Regions from separate parts of the Homo sapiens genome. Here region 2 is linked to region 1. Evidence: chromatin contacts called from ENCODE Hi-C or POLR2A ChIA-PET data. All regions are on one chromosome and are shown on one strand. Each heading gives the region's core, a stretch centred on a gene start or an enhancer-like site at or near the end of the contact. The rest is flanking DNA. Distances are from core to core; before and after follow the strand shown. Region 1 overlaps SFI1 (SFI1 centrin binding protein). Region 2 overlaps SFI1 (SFI1 centrin binding protein).

Region 1 (3,090 bases), core at 273-2,772:
GCTTAGGTTAAAACCTGGCTCCAAGCGGCCGGATGTGGTGGCTCACGCCTGTAATACCAGTACTTTGGGAGGCCGATGCAGGCCATCACAAGGTCAGGAGATCAAGACCATCCTGGCTAACATGGTGAAACCCCGTCTCTACTAAAGATACAAAAAATTAGCCGGGCGTGGTGGCGGGCACCTGCAGTCCCAGCTACTCAGGAGGCTGAGGCAGGATGATGGCGTGAACCCAGGAGGCAGAGCTTGCAGTGAGCCAAGACTGTGCCACTCCACTCCAGCCTGGGTGACAGAGCGAGACTCTGTCTCAAAAAATCAAAAAAAAATAAAAAAACCTGGCTCTAAGCTTCACTATACATGTGACCCTAGTTCAAGTTATTTAACCTTCCTGGTTCCCTTAACAATAATATGGGACTTTTAAAAAAGGTTTATGAAAATTAGATAATGCACGTAAAGCACTTAGTCTAGCACCTAACACAAGTAAGACCACAATAAAATCTACTTCTTTTTTTTTTTTTTTTTTGAGACAGGGCCCCAACTCAGTCACTCAGGCTGCAGTTGCTACTGCTATTGGTACTGTTATTATTATTGGCGAGAACTGTGTCTCTTATTTCCTTGCTATTGCCTCAGAAGACCTTACAAGTTCAGAGGTCAGCAAACTTTTTCTTAAAGGGTCAGAAAACAAATAGTTTAGTCTTTGTAGACCATAAGGTCTCTGTTACAACTACCCTACACTGCTCTTGTAATCTGAAAGCAGCCTCAGATGATATATAAATGAATGAGTGTAGCAGCATCCCAATAAAACTTTATTTACAAAAACAGAAAGCAGGCCAAATTTGGCCTGTGAGCCAGTTTGCTGATCACTGATCTAGATGACTATATATGCTATTTGCATGTGATCTGCACGTATTCACATGGACTATGCAATTTGTTGTTAGAATAAGAAGATACTATTCCTACATTTGGAAACAGGCACTAATTTTTTTTTTCCTCTTCTCTGTTCTATTTCCTATAACTTATTTGGCAGCTCTGTAAGTACCCAGCAGACACAAAAACATGACAAGAATTCAGAGAATATGTCAAAGGATAAGAAAGTTTTAGTACAGGCCTTAGCCATTTATGATTGACAAAAAAAGCTAGTGGCTTGCCTAAAAGAACACTCTAAGACAATCAAAACTATAAAGAAAAGGAAGACAGGTTTTCTTTTCAGTCTTAAGTTTCTTTTCTGCCCCAATTATTTTCTGATTTGCTGTAGGAAAACAGCAACGAGGAAATCAGAGTATACTGCTGTTTCTCTAAACATGTTTATAACTAATTCATAAATCCCTCTCCAGCTCCACAATTACCAGAAGCACTCTGGAAGCCACTGATCTAGGCTCATCTAGGACAAGCCTCTACTTTATTCCTAACAGCAGCCTCCCTCTGGAAGAGCCCAGCCTTCCAGATTACCTCTGTCCCCACCCCCTCTCAGGCCCTGAGCTGCAGGGAAGGCCCAGCACTGCCCTCTGTGGGTGAGAGGCTTGACAACACTGACAGAGGATGCCAAATCCCACGTCTGCTGGACTCACCTGCACCTGGAGGCTCAGGGCCCTGTGCTTCAAAGCAGAGGCATGGAGGGCACGGCTCACACGGACCTGTCCTAGTCGCTGCCTCCACGTGCTCCACCACACCCTGTGAAACAGCAAATCAAAGATGGAATCCATCAGTAAAAAGCCACTCAGGAAAGAGAGGAGCAGTTAGTGTGGGGCCTCAGACCCTCAGCTCTAGTCCTCTCCTTCATAGTACCATCTCTAGATTCACTGCTGGGGAAAAAAATAAAACAAAACAATTGAGAAAAAGTCCCAGATCTGCCCATTAATGGTTGGAAACTTATGGTTCCTACGGTCAGATCCTGCTTTAGACACCACAGACATGCTCTGTTTGACCTACACAGTTTGATTTGTTAAAAGATATGTTATGGCCTGGTACGGTGGCTTACACCTGTAATCACAGCACTTTGGGAGGCCGAGGAGAGTGGATTACCTGAGGTCAGGAGTTAAAAGACTAGCCTGGCCAACACAGTGAAACCCTGTCTCTATTAAAAATACAAAAATAGCCAGGTGGTAGTGGCATGCTCCTGTAATCCCAGCTACTCGGGAGGCTGAGGCAGGAGAATAGCTTGAACCCAGGAAGCAGAGGTTGCAGTGAGCTGAGATCACGCCACTGCACTCTAGCCTGGGTGACAGAGTGAGACTCCATCTCGGGAAAAAAAAAAAAAAGGCCAGGCGTGGTGGCTCACGCCTGTAATCCTAGCACTTTGGGAGGCTGAGGCAGGTGGATTACTTGAGGTCAGGAGTTCAAAACCAGCTTGGCCATCATGGTGAAACCCCGTCTCTACTAAAAATACAAAAAATTAGCTGGACATGGTGGTGTGTGCCTGTAATCCCTGCTACTTGGGAGGCTGAGGCAGGAGAATCTCTTGAACCCAGGAGGCAGAGGTGGCTGTGAGCCAAGATCGTGCCACTATACTCCAGCCTGGGTGACAGAGTGAGACTCCACCTCAAAAAAAAAAAAAAAAAAAGAGTATTACCAACATTTGAAAATCAGGAGATTTCACAAAATAATCTGCAATCAAGTGGCTTTTAGATTTCTAGTCTTGTATGTATCCTTTTCTTTCCTAGAATCCTGGTCAGACTTTTGTTTCAGTCTTGTTTTTTTTTTCCTACTAATTTTCGAATTTGCTCTAGGAAAAGAGTCATGGGGAAATAAGAGTTTACAACCTGTGCTTTACAGAAACACTCACTTTTCCTGGTCACTCTAACCTACAAAGATTTCTCTTAGACCAGGCTCACTTGCAGCACTCACTGCAAAACCTCAAGCTATCTCACATTATCACTTATCTTCTTATGCATCCAGGGAATCACAAATTCCCTGAATACAGCCCCAGCATCAATACAGTACCAATAACATTTTACTTATTTATTACTTTATTTATATTTTTTAGGTATATAAACTACTTATTAACAGACAAGGCCTGCAGACTTATTTCTTCTTGGACCCGCCCATGGTACAGCCATGGTGGCCAGTGGTCTTGGTGTGCTGGCCTCGGACACG
Region 2 (3,090 bases), core at 251-2,750, 41 kb before region 1:
GTCATACACGGGTGGCACCTCGCACCAAAGCCTTACCTCCCTCCACTGGCTCCAGGCCCAACGCAGGAGCTGGGCCATGTGGAATTCTGCTGCCCGCACCCTGCCCGTCCTCCTGTGGGGAGATGGCAGAGCTCAGTGCTGCAGCCCCCACCCAGTGAGGGCACCCTCTATGGGTTCCTCCTCATAGTCCATAGCCCTACCTGGTTAAGTTTTTGGGGGAGCCAAGACCCTCTCTGAAGAGCTGCCAAAGAACTTGCAGTCTCAGAAAAAAGCACCTATGATCAAATTTTGGCCTACAACTTCCCAGGGCTTCAGGTGCCATTGAAGCTCACATGTGCAGGTGTGAAGCCCCCAACTGAGAAACTGGTTAAACATGGTCAGTGTGCGACAGGGAGTGAGATCCTCAGAACACACAGTGGACACTGAAAGGCCCCAAAGCAGGACAGTCTCTATAGTGACTGGGCTGCCTCCCCTCCTCTCTCTTAACTACGTGGTGTGGTTAAAAACTGCCACAACCCACCCACTGGCCACAGCTGCTGTCCCTATCCCTTATCTGCAGCAGTCAGCTATCACAATATGGGCCCATCAGTTTATTCCCTGGCTATGGTCACTTTTGTTCGTTTGAGGCAGAGTCTCGCTCTGTTGCACAGGCTGGAGTGTAGCGGTGCCATCTCGGTTCACTGCAACCTTCACTTCCCGGGTTCATGCCAATTTCCGTGCTTCACTCTCCTGAGTAACTGGGATTACATGCTTGCGCCACCACGCCTGGCTAATTTTTGTATTATTAATAGAGAGGGTTTTCTCCATGTTGGTCAGGCTGGTCTCGAACTCCTGACCTCTGGTGATCTGCCCGCCTCAGCCTCCCAAAGTGCTGGGATTACAGGCGTGAGCCACTGTGCCCGGCCAACCTAGTTTTACTTAAGACTCTTTTAGGTTGAACTTCCAGAACTTACAACCAGAGTCTGGGGTAATGCAGTCCTCCAGACAGGCACTTGGAGCTCATGGTGCTGCTAGAACAAGCAAAGCTGGCCTGTGATGGAAAGGCTTGTAAGGCAGAACTGGCCACTCACTCTGTTCTGAGCCCTTGGGCACTTTCCCTCCAGAGGCAGAAAGCTTTCTTGAGCCGCCCGTGGCGGTGGTGGGCACAGGCCACTGTTTGCCACTCCTGCTCCTGGTGACGTGCTGCTGCCTGCTGGTGCCACATGAACCAAGACCTATACAGAAGCTGTCGCTCTGCGTGAAGGATGGCCTGAGGCAGGACAGGAAGGAGAGAACAGAATAAATCAAGTAGGAGAGAGGCACAGAAGCCAGGAAAGAATTTACAGGCCACAAATAATGACTAAGGCAAAAGGAATGGATGTCAGGACGTGGTCCAGCCCAGAAGCTGTCTGTAGGCTCCACTGAGAAAGGACAGATGCCCCAGAGCCTGCCCTGCCTCAACAGTCACAGGCAGGGGCCCTCCAGTGAGGTCCGAGCAACTTCCTGAGGAGGGGAGGCCGTGAGTGCAATGGCTTGAATCAGATCCTGCCCCTCCACACATCTCCTCAGGGACAGCCATTTACCATTCTCTCTGCCAGGCGGTTTTCTCGATGCTGAAACATCTTCTGCCTCCAGAGAGAAAATACTTGCTTCTCTAATGTCTCCCTAAAAAACAAGGAAGAATGTAAAGCACTTAAAACAAACATAAAAATTAACCCAAACAGAACTAGAAGTTCCAAATAATTGGATTTTTCCTTTTATACCATGCTATCGTATAAGAGGTGAATTAAGTGGCTGGGCACAGTGGCCCATGTCTGCAATCCTAATACTTTGGGAGGCCAAGGCAGGAGGATCGCTGGAGGCCAAGACCAGCCTGGGCAACATAGCAAAACTCCATCTCTACAAAAAAATTTTAAAATTGCTGGGTGTGATGGTGTGTGCCTGTAGTACCAACTACCTGGGAGGCTGAGGTGGGGGGATCGCCTGAGCCCAGGAGTTTGAGGCTGTGGTGAACTATGATCACGCCACTCCACTCCAGCCTGGGCAACAGAGTGAGACCCCGTCTCTGAAAAAAATAAAAGAGGTGAATAAGCTTAGATGAGGGAGAAAGCAACACAAAGAGAAAGGGAAGGAAAGCAGACAGCCAAAAAACCATAAACTGTTAAAAAGGCCAACATTTTCCAGGTTGTTTCTGGTATCAGCCAAGCCTTCACACCGTACGAAAAAGACTCAGACCCTGAGACCCCAGGTCTTCATTAATTCTATATTGACTTAACAGCACTGATAAAGGATTGTTCATGAGAGCCCTTTCCAGTGCATGCTGACCAACGCTTTGGGGACCTGTTGAAAAACAAGGGGCAGACCCCTAAGGCTGACTGAGCAAGTCTGAGGGGGGGTCCCAGGAAATAGTATTTTAAACAAGTATTTCAGGTGAATTAGAAAAGTAGAAAGGTTGGCCGGGCATAGTGGCTCACGCCTGTAATCCCAGCACTTTGGGAGGCCGAGGTGGGCGGATCATGAGGTCAGGAGATCGAGACCATCCTGCCTAACACGGTGAAACCCCATCTCTACTAAAAATATAAAAAATTAGCTGGGCCTGGTGGTGGGCGCCTGTAGTCCCAGCTACTTGGGAGGCTGAGGCAGGAGAATGACATGAACCCGGGAGGCGGAGCTTGCAGTGAGCCGAGATCGTGCCACTGCACTCCAGCCTGGGCCACAGAGGTTGCAAAAAAAAAAAAAAAAAAAAAAGTAAAGAAAAGTAAAAAGGTTTGGGAACCACTGTTTTGTCATCTCTGCCTAGGCCTACAGATCACCATTAACAACATCAAATCCTGCAGCAGCAGTGCTGGGACAATTGACCAACAGCCACTAGGGGCTACATGTTGGTGAAGCCACAGGATCCATGTTCAGCACTGGGGGATCTTGCTCCCCTGACATTTAACACGCAAGACACATCACTTAAAGCAAAGATTCCACTTCTAGTCAGAACACAGTCACTGGTCCTGGATCTGCCCTCTGGCCATATATGACAAAACTAGACAAAATACATATGGCAACTGTCTTCAGGCGCTGGACAGTAAGTGTAGATTCTGATGCTGAAAAGATAGGACA

The links. Hi-C counts contacts between places; a loop is a spot of excess contacts on that map. ChIA-PET counts read pairs that join two places held with the same protein, here RNA polymerase II (POLR2A). Pooled maps may share reads with other maps.
Region 2: a loop to region 1 is called in a map of PC-3, with 7 times the contacts of the local background. The contact joins two enhancer-like sites. A Hi-C loop is called at or near these places in 9 of 168 maps with a recorded cell type or tissue (Caco-2, HepG2, PC-3 and 5 more), 2 of 37 single-sample maps with no recorded cell type and 7 of 50 pooled maps. POLR2A ChIA-PET finds 5 or more read pairs at or near these places in 9 of 52 experiments (GM10248, HEK293, PC-3 and 6 more).

The regions. Positions count from the first base shown.
Region 1 is chr22:31,559,868-31,562,957 of GRCh38, reverse strand. It overlaps SFI1 (SFI1 centrin binding protein), which reads right to left. Exons shown (of 33, transcript NM_001007467.3): 8 at 1,566-1,668. It also overlaps the pseudogene RPS18P14. Among named protein-coding and RNA genes, the nearest start is that of MIR7109, 60 kb to the left of the region's middle. Within about 2 kb of position 1,522, at least 2 of the 41 ENCODE cell types and tissues checked have a DNase peak (open chromatin) inside an H3K27ac peak, as active enhancers do.
Region 2 is chr22:31,600,766-31,603,855 of GRCh38, reverse strand. It overlaps SFI1 (SFI1 centrin binding protein), which reads right to left. Exons shown (of 33, transcript NM_001007467.3): 16 at 1,563-1,644; 17 at 1,071-1,249; 18 at 37-112. Among named protein-coding and RNA genes, the nearest start is that of MIR7109, 19 kb to the left of the region's middle. Within about 2 kb of position 1,500, at least 8 of the 41 ENCODE cell types and tissues checked have a DNase peak (open chromatin) inside an H3K27ac peak, as active enhancers do.